Regions from separate parts of the Homo sapiens genome. Here region 1 is linked to region 2. Evidence: chromatin contacts called from ENCODE Hi-C or POLR2A ChIA-PET data. All regions are on one chromosome and are shown on one strand. The core of a region is the stretch at or near the end of the contact, and the rest is flanking DNA. Distances in the headings are between cores, read along the strand shown.

Evidence for each region. A loop is a pair of places that touch in the nucleus more often than their neighbours do. ChIA-PET counts read pairs that join two places held with the same protein, here RNA polymerase II (POLR2A). Pooled maps may share reads with other maps.
Region 1: a loop to region 2 is called in a map of K562, with 8 times the contacts of the local background. The contact joins two enhancer-like sites. A Hi-C loop is called at or near these places in 7 of 168 maps with a recorded cell type or tissue (Caco-2, HepG2, K562 and 4 more) and 4 of 50 pooled maps. POLR2A ChIA-PET finds 5 or more read pairs at or near these places in 7 of 52 experiments (AG04450, CD8-positive, alpha-beta T cell, HepG2 and 3 more).

What each region holds. Positions count from the first base shown.
Region 1 is chr2:42,964,641-42,970,082 of GRCh38, reverse strand. All of the region lies in intron 2 of LOC112268413 (a long non-coding RNA gene), which reads right to left. Among named protein-coding and RNA genes, the nearest start is that of LINC01819, 72 kb to the left of the region's middle. Within about 2 kb of position 2,027, at least 12 of the 41 ENCODE cell types and tissues checked have a DNase peak (open chromatin) inside an H3K27ac peak, as active enhancers do; they include breast epithelium, where a contact is called at or near this core.
Region 2 is chr2:42,927,651-42,933,385 of GRCh38, reverse strand. No RefSeq gene overlaps it. Among named protein-coding and RNA genes, the nearest start is that of LINC01819, 110 kb to the left of the region's middle. RefSeq lists enhancers at 584-1,371, 5,636-5,735. Within about 2 kb of position 3,890, at least 15 of the 41 ENCODE cell types and tissues checked have a DNase peak (open chromatin) inside an H3K27ac peak, as active enhancers do; they include breast epithelium, where a contact is called at or near this core.

The DNA.
Region 1 (5,442 bases), core at 778-3,277, 39 kb before region 2:
ACGTTGAAAAACCTGTCACCAACTCCCCAGCGCCCACAGGATCACACCCTTGGGCAGAGCAGTAAGCCCCATCCTTCCCTGGCCTGGCCCAAGTGCCCCGCACCCAGCTGCAGCCGAGGTGAGCATTGCAGGGTTCCCCTCCTGGGCCTGGCACCCTCTGGCTTCGGCCCCTGTCACACACAGGGTTGGAATGCTGTAGCTCCTTGCAGTCCTGCTGAACTCATTTTTCAAGATCCTGCTTGAGTCACCTCCCTAGGGAAAGCATCCTTAGTCAGAGTTTATCATTCCCTTCTCCAAGTTACCCTGGAACCATATTCAAGTTTCTCCCAAGGCAATTCTCCCATCCTCTGCCTGGCTGCAGCACCCTCACCTCTGGTCTGGACTGTCAAAGTCGCCTCCTGACTGCCCCTTGCCCTTGCCCCCTGCCCCTTCCAGTCGGCTGTGGACCCAACAGCCCAAATGGTCCTTTGAAAATGCCAGTCAATACACATCTCTCTGCTCACAACCCTCCAGCACCTCCCATTTCACTCACGGTCAAAGCTAAAACTGCACAGTGGCCTCCGACTCCTCCCTCTCTGGTCCCCCTTCCCTTTGGACCTTCACTTCTACCCTCCATTCTCTCTCCACCCCAGCTTGCACCAGCCTCCTTGAAGCCCTGAACACTGCAGGCCCCTCCTCTCTCTGGGCCTTGGCACGTCCCCAGACACCATGCTCATCTCCCTCGCCAGGGACTGTCTTTGCTGCAGTCTTGCCTTCTCAGGGAAGCCCACCCTCCCTGCCCTGGACACCACTGCAACCAGCCCCTACTTCCTGGCCCTCCTCCCCCTGCCCCACTTTTCTTTCTTTCCATAGCATGCGTCACCTTCTAAACATATTATTTAACCAATTTTTAATTTTTTTTATACTCCATCTCCCTTGCAAAAAGTGTCAGCTTCACTAGGGCAGGGTCTTTACCTATTCTGTTCACCGGTGGCTCCTATGAGCCTAGCAGGGTGCTGGTACACAGTGTGCACTTAATGTTCAAGCAATCGATCCATCCACTAAAGCTGTTCATTGGTTTTTGTGGGGGCTCCCTCGGCAGTTGGGGAGGTCCTGGAGACTGAGTTCATGCTCAGTCACCTCTGGATCCTCAGGGCTTAGCCACTGCCTTGGCCACAGTGGGTATGCAAGAACCATCTATTGAATAAATAAATGAATGGGGCCTGCTCCATTGGTCAAGGGAGAGACTTATGGGCTGTGCAGATCAGAGGATCCCTCTGCCAAGTGATATTATTGCCAGATTGTTCCTGGACTCCTCACCTGTGCCAGGACCTCACTCTCTCCAGAATCCTGCCTCACCCCTTTCCCCTTGGGTCCAGTTCCCTCTGCCAGTTTGGAAGTGGTTGATATTCATCTCCACTCCAGAGAGGCTGCCTGAATACTGCATAAAACTTGATGGTTTCCGAGAGAAGCATGAACTGTGAGCAGGATCAATCCCTCACCCCAAAGATTTGAAGCAAAGTGGTGCAACCTGACTGCAAAAGGTGTTCTGGTGGCCTGGGCATAGGCATCAAGCCAGCCCTGGGCAGGGAAGCTGCTGGTAACCCCAATAGAAGGTGTCTTGCCCTTCCTAGGTGTCTTTCTAAAGACAGGGACTTGGTGCAGGGGCTCAAACAACCCTACACACAGAGCTGGAGCGAGAAGCCACAGTGGCCCGGGGCCTCGCTCACCCCATCGCCTTCCATTTCACCCTCTCCTCGAGGCGCTCGGGCGCTATCAGGAGGTGATCAGGGCGGGACTGAGCTCCCCAGGCCCAGGCTGGATCCCATTGTAGGCTTTGGGGGTTTCAGGCTGTTTTTGGAACCTCGGTCATGTGTCCTCCCATGTAACCTGAGCCCCCTGACACGGCATGAGTCTGCACTCCAGCTCTGAGCCACATCTGCTTCTCATTTCCGCCCCAGGAAAACGGCCCAATTTCCAGGAGCCACTGGCCTAAGCCAAGCCTCCAGCCTCTCAGCAGCCAACTCCACCCAGCCCAGCTCCATTACCGAGGTGGGTGTTAGGGGTTGGGGGCTGAGACAGCATTAGTGGCAATGGGGTGTGTAGTGGAGCTGGACTGGGGCCAGGAGGTCTGAGTTCTTGGGCTGGCTCTGTCAATACCTTGCTTTGTTGTCCATGGGGAAGTCTCTTAACCTCTCTGAGGCTTGACTTTCTCATCCATGAAATGTGTTACTCTACTGATGGAGGTACTATCAGGATTTGGGGACCAAGGTGGCTCCTTGGGGATAAAAACAACATAATTTTCCCAAAAACAGAACTTAGAGGAGTATAGCTGCTGGAGCTGGCCTATGTCAGGAAGAGGCCAGAAGCCAGAGCCACTTTCCCACCTGAGCAATGGGTCAGGCCCACCCCTGGGGTAGTTTGGTAGAGTTTGAGCCTAAGTCTTTGGGGTAGAAAAGTCTAACCCCAATTCTAAGCCCTTCACCTACCAGCATTTATTCAGGCCCTAGTATGTGTCAGGCCCTGGGCAGGGGTGGGGAGACCAAAGTGATAAACACAACTTAAACTCCTCAGGGTGGAGAGGAGCCCACAGGTAAATAAATAAACACAGCCCAGCCCAGTATTGGGAGGTCACGTGGACGAGGTGCGGTCAGGGGGCAGAAGTAACACTTTCTATTTATATTCTTTTAGTGGAGACCCTTAATTTTTAAGACATTCTTTTTCTTTTTCTTTTTTTTTTTAAGAGATGGGGTCTTGCTATGTTGCCCAAGCTGGTCTCAAACTCTTAGCCTTGAGCAATTCTCCTGCCTCTCCCTCCTCACACCTGGGATTACAGGTGTGAGTCCACTGTGCCTGGCCAAGACATTCTTAAGTTGATATTTTTTTTCTGTTTACAGCAAACTTCATCCTCCTTCTAAGAAAGACAAGGTCTTTAGCACCCTCCCTCCAGGTATCTTCTCCTATTCTCCACATTTTTTTTTTTTTTTTTTTTTTGAGACTGAGTCTTGCTCTGTCACCCAGGCTGGAGTGCAGTGGCACAATCTTGGCTCACTGCAACCTCCGCCTCCCAGGTTCAAAAGATTCTCATGCCTCAGCCTCCTGAGTAGCTGGGACTACAGGTGTGCACCATCATGCCCAGCTAATTTTTGTATCTTTAGTAGAGACAGGGTTTCACCATGTTGGCCAGGCTGGTCTCGAATTCCTGACCTCAAGTGATTGGCCCACCTCGGCCTCCCAAAGTGTCGGGATTACAGGCATGAGCCACAATGCCCAGCCCCATTCTCCACATTTCTATTTTTTTTTTCTTTTTTAAGGCACAGAGTTTCACTCTTGTTGCCCAGGCCTGAGTGCAATGGTGCGATCTTGGCTCACCGCAACCTCCGCCTACTGGGTTCAAGCGATTCTCCTGCCTCAGCCTCCTGAGTAGCTGGGATTACAGGCATGTGCCACCACGTCCAGCTAATTTTGTATTTTTAGTAGAGATGGGGTTTCTCCATGTTGGTCAGGCTGGTCTTGAACTCCTGACCTCAGGTGATCCGTCCACCTTGGCCTCCCAAAGTGCTGGGATTACAGGTGCGAGCCACCGCACCTGGCCGCAATCCTCCACATTTCTAAATCCCAAATCAATTCCCCCTTATAGAAGCTCATCAGTGACTCCCCCCCCCACCCCCCCCCGCCACATGGCAGGACCCCAAACCTTGTATGCCACCCCTGCTGCCCTGGGTCCTGCACCAGCCATGACCTACTATGCTACCTGCTTCCTCGTAATAGGGCAGGGCCCTGGGTTGAAGGAGCTGCGGGGGCTGATAAGGGTGAAGAAGAGGGCGGCCACATGGGAGGCTGCCCCTTAGCTTTGCCCCCTGCCTACAGGTTGAACAGCAGGACATAAGCAGCACACTGTACAGCTCCCCAGGGTCCTCCCCCTTCCAACATGTCCCTGACAGCACTAAACCATGACCCTGTAACACAGGTACTATCTTTGTTCCCATTTTACAGATGAGAAACCCGAGGCTCAGAGAGGCCCTGTAATTTGCTCAAGAACAAGAAACCACTACATCTGAGATCTTATCCTTCTGACCCCTCGATCCGGGTCTTTGCACAGGCATGGCACCACTCTTGAGTACCCAAGTTAAAATTCCAGCTCTATCCTTTAGGAATTTGACCTTGGCCAAGTTCTCAAAGTCTCCTGTGCCTTACTTTAAAAAATACGTTTCTTTAATAAATGCACCTCAATAAAGTTATTGAGGGATAATTTACATACAACAAATGCACAGATTTTATGTGCCCAGCTTGATGAATTTTGACAAATGGATACCCCCATGTAATAACCACACAGTCAAGACGTGGAACATTGTTCTTACCCCAGAAAGCCCTTCCTTCCGTGCAAACAAAAGGAAGCAAACAAAACTATCTGCCTCATAGTGTTAGGAAAATCGAATGAGATAATACAGGTGAGATCCTTAGCAAGGCGCCTGGCACGCAGGAAACGCTGGATAAATGCATTGCTATCATTCCCTGGCTGTCCCCCTCCTTGACTGGGGCAGGGATCAGGGCATATGCTGAACCATCTCCCTTCTCCAGCCTAAGGCCATTTAGCCAGACTAGAAGAAGACTCGGGGGGATGGAATATGTGTCTTGGAGGAGACTTGGAACCATTTTCGTAAGTCTCCAGAAGCCATGATGGGGCTGGGGGTGGAGGAATTGGCCAGCTTTTGCCTATGTCTGGCCCAAAGATAGGGTTTTGCAATCATAGCTCACTGAAACCTCAAACTCCTGGGCTCAAGCTGTCCTGTCTCAGCCTTTTGATTAGCTGGGACTACAGGTATATATGCCGCCATGCCATGCTAATTTTTAAATTTTTTGTAGAGACGGAGTCTTGCTATGCTTCCCAGGCTGGCCTCAAACTCCTGGCCTCAAGTGATCCTCCCGCCTTAGCCTCCCAAAGTAAGCCTGGCCATCCTCTGTTCTTTTGAGACTCAAAGGATGAAGGCGCTCATGGCAGGGCCAGCTTCACAGGTTGGTGACCAAGGCAGCTGCACAGGGCCTTGCTGTCAGAAAGTCCCCACAACTTGGATTAATGCTCCCATGTTATGTGAAATCCTTAATAATTTTTGAACAAGGGATCTTGCATTTTCATTTTGCACTGGGCCCTGTAAATTATGCAGCTGGTGGTGATGGTGGGGAGGGTGGAGCAAGCTGGCTGGTTTCCTCCCTAGAAAAGCCAGTGCTATTGCCCTCCCCACTTCCACTCACTGACTACACACAGCTACACATGCTCATTCACCTCCATGGTCCCCTCTCTGTCCCTCTCCACAGTGGGGCATCTAGGAGAATCTGGGTCACTCAGGGCCCTCCGCTGCCAGGAGACACCAACAGAACCTGGAAGCCTGCTTGGCCTGGAAACCCCCTTGGGAACAGCTCCTGCTCACAGGGCCTGCTGGGCAGGCCACCCGAATTCCCATC
Region 2 (5,735 bases), core at 2,641-5,140:
CACTTGAACCCAAGAGTTCAAGGCTGCAGTGAGCTACGATTGCACCACTGCACTCTAGCCTGGGTGACAGAGTGAAATCCCCATCTCTAAAATAAAATGAAAGGAAATACAAATTCTCGGCTTCTCCTATTCAGTCAGAACCTCTCAGGCAGGGCCCAGAAATAGGTGTTTTTACAAGCCTTGATGCAAGCCAAAGTTAGGAGATCTATACATTTCCGTCCAGCAATTACTCATGAGAACTATTTAGTTCACAGGTAATATCGTACCCTTAAAAGAAGTATCAGCCCTTCTTTGAGAAAGTTTGACAGCTCAGCCCTGTCTTTGATCACAGTCAGCTCTGACGTTAGCCTCAAGAGAGCTCTGGCCTTGGGCCTACCATGCTCTGAAATCTGCCCTCAGCTCAGGACTCCGGTTTCTGGGCATGGCCTGGGATATAACAGCCTAGAGGAGCCAGTCCAGGCAGCCCCCAGTGGCTATCACATGGTGGCAGAACGTGGCTTCCAGACAGATTGCCAGGAGAGCCCCATCAGATTCCTGAGGAGCCAAAGAGCTGAAAGGAGGACCACACTGACTCCAAGGATTATAGGGGCTATTAAAAGAACCAAAGTTTATTTTCTTTTGCCAGCTTTATCTAAAGAAAAAGAAAAATGCTCCAAGGAGAACATCCCCTGTATAGGACACCAGCTGTGAGTATATGATTCTTTGCAAGGAACTTCTAAATGCAAGCAAGGCTGCTGGTTCCATGCAGAGAATTATGAGACATCCTCCCTCGCTTAGGTCCAAATCTTGGATCTAGCCACAGTGACATCCTCAGACATCTGAGTGTCCCAGCACGGTGGCTTGCCCTCAGCAACTGGTCTTCAGTCCCTTGGTTTCTGGGAAACACCAGCTCTGGAATTGGCACAGGCCAGCTCACACACTGCAGACTCTGAGATTGCAGGGCAGGCCCAGCTCAGGGAGGCCGAGACACCCCAAGACCCAGTGGGGACAGAGGGACGATGGGAATCTGGGGCAGGAGCAGACAATCCCGCGACCATCACGGCTTATTGGGCTCCACTCGGCACCTCCAGCACAGGGTAGATTCGGCAGGGCTGCTCTTTGGTGGGGATGGGGAGGGGTCGGTAAAGCCAGCCCCTTGGTCCAAGCAGTGCCACCCTCCTCCCAGGGCCTGGATGCTTGAACCCTAAGGCTCATTTCCACCAAACCTGTTTCCCCCCAATTCCCGGGGCCTGAGTGAGGGAGCATGGGAGTTCTGAGCACTCAGGAAGAGGCGAGACTTGAGGAGTGAGACAGGGGGAGGGCCCAGCAAACACATCTGTCACCAGGAAAGAAGGGCTCAGACCAAAACTCATTTCCACCTAAGAGCCTGTGGGTCTGTTTTGGGAAAGCTGACTAATCCTGTAATCCTGCCCACCAGGCAATTTTTCTGCCTGGCTTCCAAGTGGTAGTGGGAGAGAACCTGGGGCCACTATCCTGCTGAGGAATGTATTCTCTTAAAGGGGAAAAAACACCTTCGTTAGGTGTGGTTTGTTCCACAGAGCCCTGGTTTAGAAGTTGTCAGCTGTTGTCCCTTGAGGGCGGTACCTGTGCCTGGCAGCGGCCAGCCCCCGACGCAGGGGACAGGGAAGAGGCAGTGGCAGAGACAGCCTTGCCTTCTCAGTGGGCAGCAGGACCACCATGCCACCTCTCTCCCACCTCACTGCCCAGATCATAGGCTGGAGAGCAGCTGCTCAGCGCCCCCACCAGGAAGCAGGTTACAAATGCAGAATCTCAGCCTCTGCTGACCTACTGCAAAGGAACCTGGATCTTCACAGGATCCCCAGGAAGCCCTGGCCTGGATGCTGTCTGTCCCTGGGCTGGGCCCTGTGGCTGCTCTGCCAGTTGGGCAACAGGAATGAGCACAGCCCCACTCTCCGGGAGATAGATGCCAGTCTTTTCATTCAGACCACTCAGATGGGAAGTGAGGGGCATCCTCAGCTTGTCCACATGCTCAGCACGGTGGAGAACCCTGTTCCAGGCAGAGACCCTCAAGGCAGCTGTCTGGCACTGGTGCAGACACATACTCACACATGCATACTCAAGAGTATGCACACACTTCCCCTGCCCCGCAGTGACTTCCACCCACCAAGCCAGCAACACACACACAATGACAAATTAAGAGCAGAGTCCCTCCAAGTCACAAAGTCACCAAGTTTCAGGAAAGTGGTGTGCAAGCTAGATTTGTCCCTCTCCTCACATTGCCTCTGTTTGATATGATCACTTCAGAGATGTGTTCACCTGGTGGGGCAGAGCAGGAGGAGGTTGACATGAAAATATTCTTTTTTAAATCACACTCTTAATCCTGCCCAGGCGAGGTGGCTCACACCTGTAATCCTAGCACTTTGGGAGGCCGAGGAGGGCGGCTCACCTGAGGTCAGGAGTTCGAGACCAGCCTGGTCAACATGGTGAAACCCCGTCTCTACTAAAAATACAAAAAATTAGCCAGGCGTGGTGGCGGGCACCTGTAATCCCAGCTACTTGGGAGGCTGAGGCAGGAGAATGGCGTGAACCTGGGAGGTGGAGGTTGTAGTGAGCCAAGATTGCGCCACTGCACTCCAGCCTGGGCGACAGAGCAAGGCTGCGTCTCAAAAAAAAAAAAAAAAAAAAAAAAAAAAAAGGAATCCTTTCCAGGTCATGCAGACAAAAGCAGACAATAGTCTCAACAACACCACTCAGAGAGACTGGCTAAAGGGAAACCCCGCTGGTCCCTCCTGTTCTGTATTTTCAGGTGAGAGTGGGAAAGGAGAGGGGGCTCTTAGGGCAATTTTCTCGGTGCACTGTTCTAGGCCAGCTTTTTCCTGTGAGTCTCTTGAATGATCTTTAACACCTCACAGCCCATCTGCCCCCAGACCTCATGCAGCCCCTGAGCAGGACTGGACATCCAGATGGCAACAAACACATACTGTCTCTTTAAGAGACTGGCCTGAGAGTTTGTTTACCAGGAGGTTTGTTTGGGTCTCAGTGGGAGGAAAGGAAGAAGATAAAAGCAGTTGGGACACTAGAAAGAAAAAAGAAAAAGCCAGAATGCAGAGAAAGCAAAATGAGAAAAGCAAGTCCAGAGGGAGAATTTATTTTTGCAGCGAGGATTCCAGTCCCCTGGGGACTGTTTGCACAGAGCAAGCTAACCACCAAATGCGTAGGTCGGGTCAGACACAATTCCCTGAGTGGGTCCAACAGCAGCTGCCCTGGGCTGTGCTGAAGGTTCCCTGCCGAATTCAGGCAGAGCCACCATTGGGTGGAGGCAGCTGGCACTAGAGGCTTCCTCCTGTCTTCCCCACAAGGAGGGGGTTGGACTGATGTTGGAAGGAAGACAAGGTGAGGGGCAGCCTATGGGAGCCCAGTGACAAATCTGGCTTATAGGAAGTGTGGGACAAAAGCTCTCAGCCTGGGCTCAGGGTAGGGGCTTCAGGGCACCCAGGAATCCTGCAATTGTTTGCCCTTTCATGGGGTGGGCCCTTGTGCACACAGATCAGTAGGATTCCTGGGAGGGAATCCACTGCTCTCACAGCTTCACAAAGGGTGTCTGGGACTAGCAGGAAGAGTCCGGTTGAGGCTGGGCCTGAATCAAGCCCCCTGAGTGTAAGGTGGGCCACTGGGACCCTGTGTTTTAGGTGTGCTGGTGAATGTTTCTCCGAAAGCTGGGAGCCATTGTGGGTGACCAGGCAGAGAAGTGACACAAGGAGAGCTGTCACTCCAGAGGCCATGACTCGAGAGGCAAGGCCAGGAAAGAGAGAGGTTTCGGGGTGGCTTTGCTACACACAGTCCAGAGCCCAAAGAGGGTGCTGTTGACACTGGGTGAGCTTGCAGTACAGAGAGCCCCAAAGGCTTTTCTCTAATCTCTGTTGAGGCTGTTCTTGGTACCAAGCAAGCCCGTCCAAACAGGCCAGACACAGCGCACACATGTGCTCACACGCATCCGTATACACGTGTGTACACACACCGCATTCCTTTTCCCTCCCCAGCCCACTCTGGAGAGCAGGGTCCACTGCAGAGCTGGACCTGTCCATACTGGCTTTTTGAGGCTGTATCTCTGCCGGGAGGACAGTGGAGGGCAGCAGGTCATGCTGAGGACACTGTCTAGCTTGACCTGGGGCAGGCAGAGGCAAACCAGGCCCTTCTCAGGCGACAGCTGGGCCCCAGTGTTTTTGGAGCTGGTTCCCGGGATATTCTTTTATGTCATATTCTGAGGATTTGAGGAACAGCCTGTAAAGGGGATTAGCCTATCCATGCTGCTCCAAGCTCCAGCAGCACAGGCTCCAGAGCATCCCCTATAGGTGGGATGTAGGAGGAGAGCAGCCTGGGACAGCGATCAGGGACTCCCAGATTGCTGGACTGGGTATTAACATCTCTGTCGGCCTTCACACCTCCCACTCCTCTGGAGTAAGGTACCTCTGTCCCTACCTACTTAGGGAAAAATTGCAATCTGTGAGATCAAGCCCCATGCACCAGGAAACTGGCTGATTATACTTGCCTCAAAAACTCAAAGTGAATTACAGCAGCCTGTATGCAAGTTTGCTTTCTCCTGGGGGAGCCAAGGACAGTTTTTAGACTTTGCACTTCTTAGGGACTGGGCCACACACCCCAAGAGCGCCCCCTTTGGCACTGAGCAAGTACTTATATGTCAAGCACACAGGCTTGTGCGAAACAGCAATGTAATATATGGTTGTTACGGACTGCATCCAAGACTCTGACCGGTTCTTCCTTTTTGAGGTCTCCATCCCAGCCAGGTCTGAGGGAAGAGTGGAGCTATCAGAGGCAGACAGGGACCTTTGGGTGGTTTCCCACCCAAAGGAGGAGAGGAAGAAGGTACAACAGTAAAACATTGATTGGTCAAATCAAAATCCCAACGGTCCCAGAAACCTCTCAACAGGGCCTAGCAGGGATTGAACCAAAGTGTCCATTTGCTTAAAACTGCCCGAGGTTCCCAGCTTTCAGGGTGCCCCCGTCAAGCCTCCGCTTACTAAATAAACCAGCCTTTGTGTGTGTGTGTCCAGGACAAGCAGAATGGGCTGGGGGAGGGGAGGAGGATCCGTTTGTCAAAATAGACCTCCTGAATGCTTTTAAGGGCCTGCAGTTGGATGAGTAAATATTTTCCCTTTCAGATGAAAGGTGCAATCATCGCCGTTTTTTAATTACTTTAATTAGAAAAGATTGCCTTAATCTTTTACTTATCTGTACTATTGTGGGAACTGCCAGAAAATGAAGTGCAGGGAAAACAGGTGGAGTTTGACCTTTGCTCTAAGCATCTTGAATTTCTTCTAGGCTGGTAATTAAGAAGAATCAGGGGAAGTTCCTTGCAGAATCTAGGAAACGCAAACACACACAGAATCATAGCTACAAGGGCACTCTCCCTTGTACTCCCACTCTCTCACACATGCACACACACACACACACACACACACTCTCATGCACATGTGTGCACATGAGTGGAAGGAAAACTAGACCCGGATATGGCAAACCAAAAAGTTCCAACTTTGAGGGCTGTGTTCCTGCTCCCAGCCCTGAGAGGTGGCTTAATGAGTTTCCCAGGATGGCCTAAAATGATTAATTAAGCAGACAGCTCCCCACCCCCTCCCCAAACAACGGAAACCAAGTAACGGTCTGTTTAGGGAGGGAACAGCAGGCCCCCCCTCAACACACACACACTCCAGGGGCGGTTGGGGACATGGTGTAAGAGCCAGGAGCCCCAGATAAGG